Linked DNA regions of Homo sapiens: region 2 is linked to region 1. The links are chromatin loops, found by intact Hi-C in ENCODE. Cell type or tissue: PC-3. All regions are shown on one strand.

The links. A loop is a pair of places that touch in the nucleus more often than their neighbours do. Peaks named below come from ENCODE experiments on the same cell type or tissue, not always from the same donor. Only the 100,000 strongest peaks of a DNase experiment are listed, where the experiment ranks them.
Region 2: it touches region 1 in a loop (4-fold over the local background); 13 of 110 quality-filtered maps call a loop at or near these places.

What each region holds. Positions count from the first base shown.
Region 1 is chr2:38,943,621-38,951,620 of GRCh38, forward strand. It overlaps ARHGEF33 (Rho guanine nucleotide exchange factor 33), which reads left to right. Exons shown (of 18, transcript NM_001145451.5): 10 at 281-410; 11 at 7,369-7,501. All of the region lies in intron 2 of LOC105374471 (a long non-coding RNA gene), which reads right to left. Among named protein-coding and RNA genes, the nearest start is that of ARHGEF33, 58 kb to the left of the region's middle. RefSeq lists enhancers at 1-249, 3,417-3,917, 3,918-4,418 and silencers at 3,608-3,902, 3,725-3,911, 4,178-4,297. In PC-3, a CTCF peak has its summit at 4,206 (motif pointing right); DNase peaks (open chromatin) are centred at 3,711 and 4,201; H3K27ac peaks cover 1,171 bases.
Region 2 is chr2:39,032,298-39,040,297 of GRCh38, forward strand. It overlaps SOS1 (SOS Ras/Rac guanine nucleotide exchange factor 1), which reads right to left. Exons shown (of 23, transcript NM_005633.4): 7 at 3,093-3,203; 8 at 2,915-3,013. Among named protein-coding and RNA genes, the nearest start is that of SOS1, 85 kb to the right of the region's middle. RefSeq lists a silencer at 227-427. In PC-3, a CTCF peak has its summit at 3,953; no DNase peak of the experiment used is centred here.

The sequences.
Region 1 (8,000 bases):
ATTTGCACTATCTATATTGCCCCTGGTGTCTCCAATCCTTGAGCTTTCCAGATGCTTCTCAGCAGATTTTCCAGCTGCAGATGGGGACACCAAGACTTCGTGCCCTTTGCTCTGCTGAATGAATTACTGCGCCTCCATTCTGCTTTCTACCTTTCAAAAACTTGCAGATGGTTTTTTTTTTATTGCTTTCAATATCCTTTTATCACTTTTATTGCTTGCATTTAATGGGATTTTAGGAAGAAATGGTTAATATCAAGTCCTCTTTGGTTTGTTTCTAAAGCTAAAAGACAGACTGTGGCCCTGGAACTGCTTGAATCTGAAAGAAAATATGTCATTAACATCTCTCTGATCTTGAAGATAAAAGCCACATTCCAGGGGTCAGATGGAAAGAGGAATTCCAAAGAGAGAAGGTATCCATGCACTCATTGCCTTTGCTTTTCAGATTGATTAGGATTTAAGGTAAGTGGTTTATTGTTTCCACTTTGGGATTTCTGGGGCCTATGAAGAGTTCCAGAAATAGTCTTTGAAAAGAGAAGAGGCAGTGATGGCAGATGTCTCAGTTCACTTTGTGCTGCTATGACAGAATATCGTAGACTGGATAACTTTTAATGAACAGAAATTTATTCTCTCACAATTCTGGAGACTGGGGAGTCTAAGATCGAGGTGCTGGCAGATTGAATCTCTGGTTCCAAGATGGCACTTTGTTGTTGTGTCTTCCAGAGAGGAGGAACATTGCAGCCTTACATGGCAGAAGATCAGGAGAGAGCAGGAGAACCCACTCCCTCAGGCCCCTTTTGTAGTGGCAATAATCCATTCATAGTGCGGAGCTCTCACAACCTAAACACCCACCATAGGCTCCACCTCCCAGTACTGTTGCATTGGGGGTTAAGTTTCCAGCACATGAATTTTGGGGGACACATTTAGATCATAGCAATAGGGAACCCCTGGCAAGTCTTAAACTTAGATTTTCATCAATGTAAGAAAATGAGTATAGTCTCCTGGGCCTTCAGGGTCTCTAACATGTCTTTTAAAAACTTAAAGGGGGAACAAATGCTACAGTGAGGGAGGCGTTGGTCTCTGTTGCCATCTGCATGGAGTCCCCATGGGTCACAGGTCTCTTAGAAGCACAAGAGAATGAATGTGTGGCAAACCGAAGCACTCAGTGGCCATTAGAGAAATGACACAGGGCTGATATAACTCTGGACCTGGGCCTTATTATTCATGTGGGTGATCTTATGGTACTGAGTAATGCATGGGTGTGTGTGTGTGTGTGTGTGTGTGCGCGCTCATAGGGTCTGCCACCTGTTGTAACAGCACGCTTTCCCAATGCCGCAACACTCCACCTATATCTGTTCATAGTCTAGATTTTTTTCTGTTTCCCTCTCTGTTGAGAGAAAGCAGGAAGGAGGAAAGTAAGACTTGGTGAAAAAGATTAATGTAATGAATATATAATAATCCAGAAAAATTGAAGAAAAGGCCAATCCAAAAGAATGGAAAGTCTGGATTATGGACTACTGTGGACATATGTGGCATTATTACTTTAAACATTCCATTGGGTAATATACACTGGTGGTTCATAAATTCTGAATCTACCCAGGGAAGCCCCTAATTATATTTTCTTGCTCCTTACCATCCCCCCAAATCTATTTGACTTGGTGGCTGCCAACAATACACTCAAAACACACGCTGCCCTCCTACCTAAATGACCGAGTGAGGCACTACTCCCTGACAAACCCACGAGTGGCCTATTTTCAAGAGTTATTTTACTACAAAACAGAGGTAAACCAAATATGAAGCAACAAGAACAGAAAGGCTAAGGTGACCCAGCTAAAGCTGTGACCATCTGGACTGGGCCTCACCTCTCAGATACTGCCTAGATTCTCAGCCATCCTTCCTTCCCTATCTGGCCCTTCCAGTTCCCCCTCCTTGACCCTCCCAGCTGCGCTGCAGGCCTCTGGAAGTCTCTATGGGCTCCAGCTGTCTTGCTGTTGCCAAAGACCTACTCAGTTTATGGTAATGAAATCTAAAGGCGGTGTACCCTTTGGTGTGGCTTTGCTTCCACATAGAAAATTCTAAGCCAGCAGCGTCTCTTCTTAGTCTGAAAATCTGGGGAGGCGGGGTAAGTCAGGGAAAAGAGAAAACTGTTTACTGTGGAAGGGAGTAGTAAGCAGCTGCTCTGCTAGGCACTTGATTCGTAACTTCACGAAATATTTAGCAGAACCCTGTGACCCCTACCTTACAGACGAAGGAACTAAGGCCCAGAGAAGCTTAAAGCCGCAGAACCAATTAGTGCCGGGATTCAAACGCAAGCCTGCCGGACCCTGTAGTGTGTGCTCTTATACATCATACCACTTCCCCAAAGCCACTGGCTTCATTAACTGCAATGTGTAAAGTTTCTCAGAGAGCCAGAAGGATACAGTTGTCTCTTCCTATTTCAAAATTCAGTCTTCCCTCTTGAACAGCCTGTACGTTTTTACTTCAGATCTCAGTTGATTTGTTAAGTCTGCTACATATGTTGTCTAGCCCTTGTTGCAAGCCTCCAGCAGGCGGGAGGTCATAGGGGAGAGACCAGACCCTGCAGAAGATTTGGGTAGATAAAGAGAAGGCCCTTATTGACTTGCTGCCACTTCCTATTTTTCTAAATTGTTCTCTTATGACCCATCACTGGGAGGAAGGAGTAGATCTCTCCCTCAAATCCTACGAGATTGAAAAATTAAAGCTATCATACAATCCTCTATGAAAGTAAGATCATAGTTATTTCAAGATATCTGCGATAATGCTATTCATGTTAGTTATTTGCTAGACTAACCTTCTTTTTTCTTTGCATGGACCAAGCAGAGAAAAGCTTCAACCCCACCCTCTTCGTTAGTACTGAATATGAAGTCTCTGGTTCTGAGCTTGGTGGTACTGCCGTTTTTCTATTTTAGGGTTAGATTTTCATTATCCTCCTCCACTCATTATCTTTCTTCTTTAAAGCTTTCCTGAAACCTCTGTGTGTACTTTATTTCTTTCTTTATTTTTTTGAGGCAGGATCTCACTCTGTTGCCCAGACTGGAGTGCAGTGGCATTATCTCGGCTCACTGTAACCTCCACTTCCCGGGTTCAAGTGATTCTCCTGCCTCAGCCTCCTGAGTAGCTGAGATTACAGGCACACACCACCATGCCTAGCTAATTTTTATATTTTTAGTAGAGATTAGGTTTCACCATTTTGGTCAGGCTGGTCTCGAACTCCTGACCTCAAGTGATCTATCCACCTCAGCCTCTCAAAGTGCTGGGATTACAGGTGTGAGCCACTGTGCCCAGCCTTTGTGTGTACTTTAAATAGACCAGCTGAAGGAAATACAAAGCAGAATGAAATTGTTCCTTTTCTCTATCGGCATTTTTCTCCATGCAAAGATGAAAATAAGTATATTAACATTTACTATCGGCATTTTTCTCCATGCAAAGATGAAAGTAAGTATATTAACATTTACTAACTTTCCCATCACAAACCACAAACCTTCAGCACTTTTTACCCCATTGGAAAGTAAGTTGGGATGCAAATAACCTCCACTGCAAGTACAACTTGACATTCAAGCCTGAGGTGGCCACATCTTCTCCAACCTATTAAATAAAACCTTAGGTTTTTCCTAAAGAAAAGTGAGTCACTCAAGAGCTTCCTCAGCCTGTTTGAAGCCAGCCGTGCCCCTGGCTGAAAGGGCTGGAAGTTGCAGGGGCACATTGCTGCTGGCTGAAACCTGGGCAGAACTTGAGGGCTATGATTCATTTGTTTGTTTTGTTTAGAGACAAGGTCTCTGTCTGTCGCCCAGGCTGGAGAAGGGTGCAGCGGCCCAGTCACAGCTCACTGCAGCCTCAAACTTCTGGGCTCAAGTGATCCTCCCACCTCAGCATCCCCAGCTGGGATTACAGGCATGAGCCACCCTGTGCTCTTATACATCATACCACTAACAGCTACTTTTTCAGTTTATTATAAAGACGGTGTCTTGCTCTGTTGCCCAGGCTGTCATTTGTCGAAGGATCACAGAAGTTGGAGTTCTGGGCTTTTTGGCTCTGACTCACCTAGGTAGAGCCACAGCCTCAGGATCACAGTTCTGTCTGAACACTTATGGAGGGAGCAGTGATCAGCTCAGCAGGATTGTCAATTAGCCTTGTAAGCTAAACTCCAGTGCTGTGTCCACCAAGAGCTCAACAAGCTTCGTGCTACAGATCACCACCAGGTGGCACACGTTTAATGATCATGCCCATCCAGGGTGGCGGGAACCTGCTACTGCCAAGCTCAGGAGTTATTTTGGCCTCATTCTGGGCTGACAAAAGCTACATTATTAACCTCAAACTATAACTGGATTTTTCTTTCTTGCTTTTAGTGTATTTCCCTCATTGATTAAGTACTATATTGTTAGGAGATAAAAACTTTGAAGGCTTTAGAAATAATAAACTACTAATGTTGCCAAAATTTCATCCCAGTAAGGAATAGGAAAAAAAAAAAGCTGAGCTCTGAATACTTCGTCTTCATGAAAAAGTTGCTTCTGGGCGTCAGGTCTGGCGCCAGGCAAAAGAGTGAAACAGGTTAAGTGTGGCTTGTACTTGCCATCTTTCTCCCTTTGCTGTCTGTCTTCTGATTTCACACTCCTCCCTAATTTCAAATAATACCCTTGTTAAATTTTTTTAAAAGGTTTAAAGCCCGTTTTCAATGTTTCGTATAGAATCCACTGTAGGTCATTGTTTTTCATGTAACTTATGTGCTTCCACAATGCTTGATGGAGGCCTTAGCCTTCTCCAACCCCACCCTGAAATCTCAAACAGTCATCCCGGTGGGCAGTCCAGGAGGAGATTGGTACCAGCTCTCCCATTCTCCAAGTACATTGACCACAGTGTAGCAGAATGCAGCTCTCTGGAAAGAAAGGGAGAAGGAAGGAAGAAAGGGAAGGAGAGAGGGAGGGAAGGAGGGAGAGAGGAAGGGAGGAAGAAAGGGAGGGAGGGAGGAAGGGGAATGAAGGAAAGAAAAAGGAAATCGATAATCCAAGACATTTTATATACATATATGGACAATTCTTCACAAAGTCAGATCTTCCCATGGTGCCCTAATATCTTCCAGGGTCACACCAGGACTATTACACAAAGTCATTTACAACCACTGGGTAGGAAGAAATCTTTTGCACCTAGATCTTTGGCTGGTGCAGCATTTTACACTTTCAGTACAATCAGTTGTGTTTTTCTCCATCAGGTTTATGGTCTTCTCCCAGTCAGTATACCCCGTAGCTACCCCTCCAAATTCCCCTCTGATCTGGACAGGGATTTCTTTGATCTCCTAAACCCACTGTTCCATTGTAAGCGCTCAGGTCAGGAGGCCTCTCCTCTTTTGTACCTGTAGGGGATCCAGGCACAGGAGGTGGAGGGAGTGGAAGATGGGAGTGGAAGTCTTCCTCATATCCTTTCATAGGGGGCTAGGTACCCTATTCTCGTGTTTGTGTGTCTCCTCTGAGCTACAGTCACAGAGGTCACTTTGCTTTGCTTGGAAATGAGTTGAAAAAAACCTCCTCTCGATCTGGCATCCTTCCTATTGTTCCAACAAAGGTTTGCTTGTTGGGAAAGCACCCCAGTTGTCCACGAGTTTACTCTCATTTGACCCTGGGGAAATATTCAAGTAAGTTCAGATCAACCAGACCATCTCTTTTCTGTTTGTTAAACTTGCGGTGCTGAAAGCATAAAGGAACCTACCTTAAGTCACCAAGTTAGAGCTCCAATCCTTGCTGTAACCCAAAAAAACTCTGCTTCTTTTTATTTTTTTCTTCCTCTTTTCTATAGGCCTCTAATCACATCACTCTTACCCAGCTAGTCCCCCTTCCTCTTCCTCCCATGATTCTCTATCTCTCCTCTCCACCCCACCCTTCTCTGACGTCTCCCTTCTTCCCTTCCTTACTTCTGAAAAAGGGAAAAAAAAGAAAAAAGGAGGTACATTGCAAGATGGAGAAGAGAGGGATGGAAGGGTAGAAAAAGTGCTTTGTAAAATTCCAGGGAGTAGCAAGCCAGGCCTGGTCAGTAGCTGTGTTAGGCCGTTCTCACATTGCTATAAAGAATAGCTGAGACTGGGTAATTTGTAAAGTAAAGAGGTTTAATTGGATCACGGTTCTGCAGGCTGTACAGGAAGCACGATGCTGGCATCTGCTCAGCCTCTGAGGAGGCCTCAGGAAACTTACAATTATGGTGGAAGGCGAAGGGGAAGCAGGCATGTCACAGGGCGCAGCAGGAGCAAGACAGAGAGACGGGAGGCGCTACGCACTTTTAAACAGCCAGAATTCATGAGAACTCACTCACCATCACTATCACTTGGTGGGACAGTAGCAAAAGGGATGGTGCTAAACCATTCACGAGAAATTCACCCTCATGATACAATCACCTCTCACCAAGCCCACTTCCAACACTGGGGGTTACATTTCAGTATGAGAGTTGGGCAGGGACACACATCCAAACTGTATTAATAGCCTACCCAGACAAGACTGTCCTGGCCCAGTATTCCTCTTAGAAACTGAAGAAAAGGAAAAAAGAAACCCTCTGATACCCTACAACTCCCTGAGCTTTTTAGTTGCCAACTTTAAACAAATTTTCCTACTTACCTAAATAGCAGTCTCCTACTGGTAGCTGAGAATGGTCTTGTAGATGCCACCTCAGTGCTGCATCTACAACACTAATTAGAATAGACTATTTTGCACATCAAATAGGAATAGCTCTAAAACATTGAAAAAGGTATCCCTTAGAATTTCCACTGCGTGTCATTTAAATGAGCATGTAAAAAGGTCTTTCAAGTGATGTGCTCTTTATTTATTTGTATTTTATTTATTTATTTATTTTGAGACAGAGTCTCGCTTTGTTACCCAGGCTGGGGTGAAGTGGCGTGATCTGAGCTCACTGCAACCTGTACCTCCCGGATTCAAGTGATTCTCCTGCCTTAGCCTCCCAAGTAGCTGGAATTAGGTGCATGCCACCATGCCCAGCTAATTTTTGTATTTTTAGTAGAGATGGGGTTTCACCATGTTGGCCAGGCTGGTCTCGAACTCCTGACCTCAGGTGATCCGCCCAACTCCCAAAGTGCTGGGATTACAGGTGTGGCATGCCAGGCCTCTTTATTAGTTCAATACACATTTGTATAGAAGCCATTAGTAAAGGTTTTTTTTGTTTTGTTTTGTTTTTCTGTAGTCGGGATATCTGCTATTAGGTGTGCAATGAAAAACTTTAAAAAATCCTTAATGCAGGCCTGTGACTCACAGTATGTTGGATGGCTGGGAGAATGGGCCCTGCTGCATGTATTTTTGTAGGGTCCTTTCTTCTCTACACCTTGTTTGTGTGATTCCGTCTCTATTCTGTTTCAAGCCTCTTCCCTGGCTCTTTACGGTACCTCGTCCAGCAGCACCTGGATCTGCTTCACGCACTGCAGGAAAGGGTCCTGAAGTGGCCACGCCAAGGCGTTCTTGGAGATTTATTCCTTAAGTTAACAAATGACGAGGTAAGGTTTTTTCTGCCCCTCTATACATTTTACTTATACGGATTTGTGTCTCATTTGTCTACTTCTCTTAATAGAGAATCTAGAAGCAGTGAATTTCACAGCTAGAACCACTGAGATCTAGTCTAACTTTCTCATTCTACATACAGATCATGGAATGATTCAGAGAGATTTAAAAGCCTTGCTGAAATCACCCCGCTAGCTAGGTAGTTGGAGATGTGTGACTTTCAGAGGCCTAAGTTAGGTCTTCTGACTTCTAGTTCATAACTTTCCACTGTATTATAACTGCCTCCATTGAATACGCATGTCGATGTGTGTATGTATTGTGTGTGTGTTTTTATATAAATGTATGTATATATATTTGTGGGCCGGGTGTGGTGGCTCGTGCCTGTAATCCCAACACTTTGGGAGGCTGAAGCAGGAGAATTGTTTGAACCCAGGACTTCAAAACTAGCTTGAGCGACACAGCAAGACCCTGTCTTTATTAAATTAAAAAAAAAGT
Region 2 (8,000 bases), 89 kb after region 1:
CCTCTGGTAACCACCATTTTATTGTTTCTTTGTGTTCAACAGTCTTATACTATTAATAGCTAAACTTATCTTTTGACTTTGTAAAGTTTAAGGCATTCTACCTAAGTTTCCAAAATAAAGGTAATTATATAAAATTTACAGTTAAACTTTCTTTAAAATATAAGACATAAGAATTTAAAGGAAAATGTATATATATTTTTTGCCACTCATTTTTTAACAAGCATTTATTGAAAGCCTAAATGCCAGACACTGTAATAGGTATGAGAATTCAAAGATAATAGGGCTCCATTCTTCACAGAGCAAACAGTTGAATGATAAGGCAGACAATAAAAATGGAACAAGTTCTCTAAAGAGATGTATGTAAAGAAAGGAAGGAACTCACTCTGGGCATGATGACTCACACCTGAAATCCTAGCACTTTTGGGAGGCTGAGGTGGGCGGATCACCTGAGGTCAAGAGTTCGAGACCAGCCTGGCCTACATGGTGAAACCCTGTCTCTACTAAAAATACAAAATTAGTCGGCTGTGGTGGCACACACCTTTAATTAATCCCAGCTGCTTGGGAAGCTGAGGCAGGAGAATCGCTCGAAGCTGGGAGGCAGAGGTTGCAGTGAGCTGAGATCATGCCACTGCACTCCAGCCTGGAGAGGGTAGAAGAGGAATTCCAGATAAATGGGAAAAAAGAACAAGCGAAGAGGCAGTAATATGAACCGGGATACCCATGGAACCCTGAACACATTTGGCATATCCAGGGCTGCTAGGAAATTCTTTTTCTTCTTTTTTTTTTTTTCGAGATGGAGTTTTGCTCTTTTTGCCCAGGCTGAAGTGCAATGGCGTGATCTTGGCTCACTGCAACCTTCGCCTCCCAGGTTCAGGTGATTCTCCTGCCTCAGCTTCCTGAGTATCTGGGATTATAGGTGTGCAGAAAAAAAAAAAAAAAAAGTGATGAGAGTCTTGTGGACTAATTAGACAAAATTTCCTGCCCAATATACTGCTAACTTTGCAATATAACTTAGGCAGTAATACGAACAAGGGATACACATGCTTAAATCAGTAGAAATCTTAAATTGCTAAATGATGCACTTATTAAAATTCTATTAATGTAAGTTATAATTTTAGAAATTTTAATTGCCTACACTTGAAGGAGTAAAAATTTCTTTTATATTATTAAGATGATTGGGTTTTATAGCCTTCTGAACTTTCATCAAAGCTTCTTGGGTTCATTTGGAGGGGAAGGTTGTTTTGTTTTGTATTTTTGAGACAGGGGCTTGCTCTGTTTCTCAGGCTGGAGTACAGAGGCGTGGTCATGGCTCACTGCAGCCTCGACCTCCTGAGCTCAAGTGTTCCTCCTGCCCAGCCTTTTGAGTAGCTGGAACCACAGGTGTGCACCACCATTCCTGGCTAATTTTATTTCTATTTTTGTAGAGACAGGGTCTTGCCATGTTGCCCAAGCTGGTCTTGAACACCTGGGCTCAAGCAATCCTCCTGTCTTAGCCTCCCAAAGTGCTGGAACTACAGGCGTGTGCCAACACACCTGGCATTCTTGTTTTTATTTATAAACTGATAACGGCCTTAAGATTTTATATGGCCTTTGAATCTTTCTGAATTTCATTACAGGCTCAGGTTAAAAAAAAAAAAATCCCGTTATTAGAGAAACCATTACAAAGAAAAATTCTATATAACAAAACAGTGTGTAAATGTCCCATTATAACTATAGTTAGTAATAATGAATTCTTTCTAAAGATTTTACATACTAAATGCTTCCTCTCTTGATTATCCTCTTAAGATACTCATCCTGTATTTCCAAAGACCTTAAATGGTATGCTATTGCTAAGAGCTTTGTCATTTCTGCCTAGTGATTAAAAATACCTTTTAACTCCCTTAGTCCTTTCTCAATGTAAACATTCCTAATTGAGAAATCAAACTGAATTCCAAATGACTACTATGCAGTGCAGAGACCTGAGAAAATGTAAGGATGAGAGTTCCTCCAGTTTACTGTTAATAAATTCACAGACCTTCTATTCATTCATTGATTCATTACAGAGAGCCCATTTTATCATCTGCAAACTATAAATATGATTTCCAGTAATATATTCTCTGTGAAAGAATCATGATACTAAACAGAAGTTTTCTTTGATGAAACAAATACTCATTTGAAAGCTAAAGAAATAATAACGCTATTAATGCATGTCTTCTTTTGTCTTTACAAGGCTAGTCCATTAAAGGTAGAGAGAATATCACTTTGAGCTACACTATTGAATTATAATTTATACAGACTTTTATTTAATTTCAGTATATAACAGGAAAAGAAAAAAGAGACAACCCCTTTCCTTTCAGTCAGTGCTTAGTATTTTGAACTGTGATCAAATGGGCAATTTTTACTGAGATTACAGAAATTTATTGTTTCTAAAGTAATGATAAACAGTTTAATACAGATAGTTGCAAACTTGAGCTATGAAAGTCAGGTAAACTAACCTTCCCCATTACTTTGGCCTTATCCTCACACTGGCTCCCTTATCCTCACACTGAGTCCCTGAGTCTGCTGAGGTCCCCAAATGGAAACTGCGATGCATAAATCCAAGGTTGTTTTCAAAGAATCAGCCATGTAAACAAAAAGTAAAGGTACAAGACAAAAATATCTGACAATTGCTTTAACATTCACTAAAAAACCAAAAATAAAAAAAAGAAAAAACAAAAAACAAAAAAATTAAAAAACAACAAAAATAAAATTCACTACTAAGACGAGAAAATATGCTACTCTTTTGCAGACTGATTTCCATTTGCTTCTTGACTGGAAAAAGAAAACAGAAACACACTAATGTGCAGGGTACTCACACAATAATTTACAAATGAAGTAGCAAAAAAAAAAATTCACACTTGAATATGTTACAAATAACAATAAAGAGTTTTCTTACCTTCAAAAGTTCAAAGTAATGGAGACAGTGGTAAACAGGGGCCAGAAGCAGCCTGGGTAAAACATATTGAACAGCTTCTTTGAAACCTTCGCCTATTGACTGGAAAAAAAAGTGATTTAATTTTTTTTTTAAGTTTACTTTTCAGACATTGTACATCTTCATTTAAAAATTACTATACCTGCAAATAAAGTGCTGCCCCAGGCTTTGATAACTGACTAAGGAAACGATCATGAAAACCAGGTCGCAAAATATCTCGAGCATACGATTCATATGGATCAAATGCCAGTTCCTTAGAAAATAAAGAAGGTAAAACATAAATAATTTACCATTACAAACACAGAAAGATTTAATTATGGGGCACGACTATGCGAGCACAATTATGTATGTCTTTGAAAGTCTCTAAGCAAAAATTATATGACTACTAATTATAATTTTAATAGAAGAGATCCCAATATTCTCAAGTAAGAGAGTAAATCAGTTCTTTCTGATGAATAATAAAATCCTTATATGTTATAACAGCTCTCATTAAAGGTTTCCAGTAGAGTATTATCAACAAACATGGCCATAAGAGTGGGCAGACTTTTGGTTCTAGAAAACAAATCTTAACTTGACAACAACAAAGAATATAGATATGTACAACTAGGTAAGGTATAAACATTTAGAATACTGAAGCCAGACATGTTTTTATAGTTCTCAGTGGTGGACATGTACTTTCGTATTCTATAAACCAGAAGTAACAGTTCATGTCATCTAAAATTCATTGTGATAATTTCACAAAACAATTAAACAAAATCCGAACTGCCCAAAATTTTGCCATCATTAATATCACCAATCAATAAACTAAATTCTAATGGCTCAGTTAAAAAGACCAGAATCTACTGGTTTTGAAGATTTCTGGGGAAAAAGAGAGTAGGTATCTTGATTTTAGCAGGAGAAATAGAGTCGCTACTCTTCTATCTTGTATAAAACTATTATGAAAATGGTGCTCTAGATTCTAGCATGAGCTCATTTCCATAAAGGGTAATTCTAGCAAGAGGAATAGGACATCTAGTGGAGGAGCATAGTAGAAAAAGGCAGAAGGGAATGAAACAACGAAAGGTTGTTATGAATTAAATCACCCTTAATGTTATTTTTCAGATTGCTTTTTTTTTGAAACAGGATCTTGGTCTTACTCTGTCACCCAGGCTAGAGTGCCGTAGTGCAATCTTGGCTCACTACAACCTCTGCCCCCTGGGCTCAAACAATCCTCCCACCTCAGTCTCCTGAGTATCTGGGACCACAGGCGCACACCACCGCGCCTGGTTACATTTTTTGTGTATTTTGTAGGGACAGGGTTTCTGCCATGTTGACCACCCTGGTCGTTTTTTGTTTTTTCTTTTTGGGACGGAGTCTCCCTCTGTCGGCCAGGCTGGAGTGCAGTGGCGCGATCTCGGCTCACTGCAAGCTCCGCCTCCCAAGTTCACGCCATTCTCCTGCCTCAGCCTCCCGAGTAGCTGGGATTACAGGCATCCGCCACCACGCCCGGCTATTTTTTTTTGTATTTTTAGTAGAGACAGGGTTTCACCGTGTAAGCCAGGATGGTCTCTATCTCCTGACCTCGTGATCCGCCCGCCTCGGCCTCCCAAAGTGCTAGGATTACAGGTGTGAGCCACCGCGCCCGGCCTGACCAGGCTGGTCTTGATCTGCTGGACTCAAGTGATCCTCCTGCCTCAGCCTCCCAAAGTGCTGGGATTACAGGTGTGAGCCACTGCGCCTGGCCTCAGATTGCTTTTTAAGAAATGATTGAACAGTAATACCACCAGATCAGAAATCAGAAGACGTGAGTTCTGGTTGTTGCATTTTGCAATATGGCATGTAAACTTCCAAGTCATACTGGATTCCTTGAGCTGGCTCTTAGTTGACTTCCCAATTTTTAACTCCTTCAACTTTCTTCTCAACTAAAAATTGCTATCATAATATAACACCAGAAATTGGAGTCTATTACGTTTTACAGAAATTGATAGTAAAGTTTCAAAAACAACAAGAGGATGGAGTCAGGCATGAATACAGTGGACGGAAGAGAAGACTAAAAATGTGAAGAGATGCTTATAGCTTAGGTCTCTTCCAATTCAGAAATGATCATATGCCAAATATCATAATGTATACATTCATCTATAAGTTGCCTTTTATACTCAAAAATTTTTCAAGATTCATCTATTTTGATTCATACAGTTCCTTTCAGTTTATTTTAAAACTATAATATTCTACTGTATGAATATATCAGTTTTCTCTAATCCATTCTCCACTGATAGATAACTGTTTCTTGTTTTTCACAATTATAAAAAAAAATTCTGTAATTTGCACTTGGTATGCAGGTACACTTCACTTTATGGTGCTTCACTTTATTGTGCTTTGCATATATTGCCTTTTTTTTTTTTAACAAGTTGAAGATTTGTGGCAACCCTGTGTGAAGCAAGTCTTTTGGCCCCATTTTTCCAACAGCATGTGCTAATTTTGTCTCTGTGTCGAAATATTTCAAACTTCTTCACCATTACTATTGAGCCAGTGTTCACTTACCATTCTGAAAATCCTAGGGCCCTTAAGGATTGTGCTAAATCTACTCTGGGTGTGCCCTATAAATGCAACAGCAAAGCCTGGATGATAGTACAACTGTTTACAACATGGTTTACTGAATACTTTAAGCCCACTATTGAGACCAACAGCTCAGAAAAAAAAAAATTTCTTTCAAAATATTGACATTGCACCTAGACACCTAAGAGCTCTGATGGAGATATACAAGGAGATTAATGTTGTTTTCAAGTCTCTTAACACAACATCCATTCTGCAGCCCATGGATCAAGGAATAATTTTGACCTTCAAGTTTTATTATTTCACAAATATGTTCTGTAAGGCTGTAACTGACATAGATAGTGATTCCTCTGCTGCAGCTGGATAAAATCAACTGAAAACCCTCTGGAAAGGATTCACCATTCTAGATGCCAGTAAGAACATTTGTTATTTATGGGAAAGGTCAAAATATCCACATTAACAGGAGTTTGGAAGAAGTTGATTCCAACTCTCAGGGATGGCTTTGAAAAGTTCAAGACTTTAGTTGGAGGAAGTAACTGCAGATGTGGTGGAAATAGAAAGAGAAATAGGATTAGAAGTGGAGCCTGATGATGTGACTTGAATTGCTGCAAGTTTATGATAAAACTTGAATGGAGAATTTGCTTCTTATGGATGAGCAAAGAAAGTGGTTTCTTGGCTGGGCGCGGTGGCTCACGCCTGTAATCCCAGCACTTTGGGAGGCCAAGGCAGGCAGATCACGAGATCAAGAGATCGAGACCATCCTGGCCAACATGGTGAAACCCTCTCTCTACTAAAAATACAAAAATTAGCTGGGCATGGTGGCACACACCTGTAGTCCTAGCTACTCGGGAGGCTGAGGCAGGAGAATCGCTAGAACCTGGGAGGCAGAGGTTGCAGTGAGCCGAGATCACACCACTGCACTCCAGCCTGGCAACAAAATGAGACTCCGTCTCAAAAAAAAAAAAAAAAGTCGTTTCTTGAGATGGAACCTACTCCTGGTGAAAATACTATGAACATTTTTATGACAACAAAGGACTTAGAATATTACATCAACTTAGTTGATAAAACGGTGGCAGAGTTTGAGAGGATTGACTCCAATACTGAAAGAATTTCTACTGTGGGTAAAGTGCTATCAAACAACATCACCAGCTACACAGAAATCTTTCATAAAAGAAAGAGCGAACAGTTGTGTCAAACCCCATTGTTGCTTATTATTTAAACTGCCAGTCACCCCAACCTTCAGCAGCCATCAACATCAAGGCAAGACCCTTCACCAGCAAAAAGATTATGACTCACTGAAGGCTGAGAGGATTATTAGCATTTTCTTAGCTGTATTTCTAAATCTAGGTATATATGTTGTTTTAGACATAATGCTACTGCATGCTTACTAGACCACAGGATAGTGTAAACATAACTTTTATATGCACTGTAAGCCAAAAAAATAGTGACTTGCTTTATTGTGACATTCACTTTATTGCAGTAGTCTGAAACCTAAGCCACGATATCTCTGAGGTATGCCTGTATAACTTAGTGTGCACATATGCATGAATATTTTTTAGAGCATGTAAACTAGAAGGGGAAGTTGCTTTCCAAAGTGATTATATCGATTTATATACTTAGCAGCAGTGATTTTTCCCAGTTGTCCACTTCCTTGTCAACATTTGATACTATCAGACTTAAAATTTGTTAGCCTGATGTTGTGAGACTATGCCAGTGTTATTTTTATATGTATTTCCCTGATTACTAGTAAGGTTGAGAATCTACTTATATGGTTGTGCGCCATTTATTTGTATCTTCTCTTCTGAGAATTGTTTATTAATAGCTTTTGACCATTTTTATTAGCTTGACTTTACATTTTAATTTATAGTTTTTAGAAAAGCTTTATTGAGATAAAATTCTAATACATTCACTTCACCCATTTAATGGGCAAAATGAGATTATTTTTAGTTTAACAGAATTGTGCAACTACCATCATAATCTATTTTGGAATATTTTTATCACCCCCTCAAAGAAATCACACACTCTTCAGCTATTACCTCCCAATCCCCTAAACCCCTCAGCCCTAGGCAACCATAAATCTACTTTTTGTCTCCATGGATTTGCCTATTCTGGATATTACATGTAAATGGAATCATACAATATGTAGTCTTTTGTGACTGGCTTCTTGTGTTCAGCATAACATTTTCAAAGTTCATCCATGTTGTAGCATGTTTCAACACCCCCTTTTATTTTTTTATTTTTTATTTTTTTGAGATGGAGTCTTGCTCTGTCGCCCAGGCTGGAGTGCAGTGGCGTGACCTCGGCTCACTGCAAGCTCCGCCTCCCAGGTTCACACCATTCTCCTGCCTCAGCCTCCCGAGTAGCTGGGACTACAAGCGCCCGCCACTACACCCGGCTAATTTTTTTTTTTGTATTTTTTAGTAGAGATGGCGTTTCACCGTGTTAGCCAGGATGGTCTCGATCTCCTGACCTTGTGATCCGCCCGCCTTGGCCTCTCAAAGTGCTGGGATTACAGGCA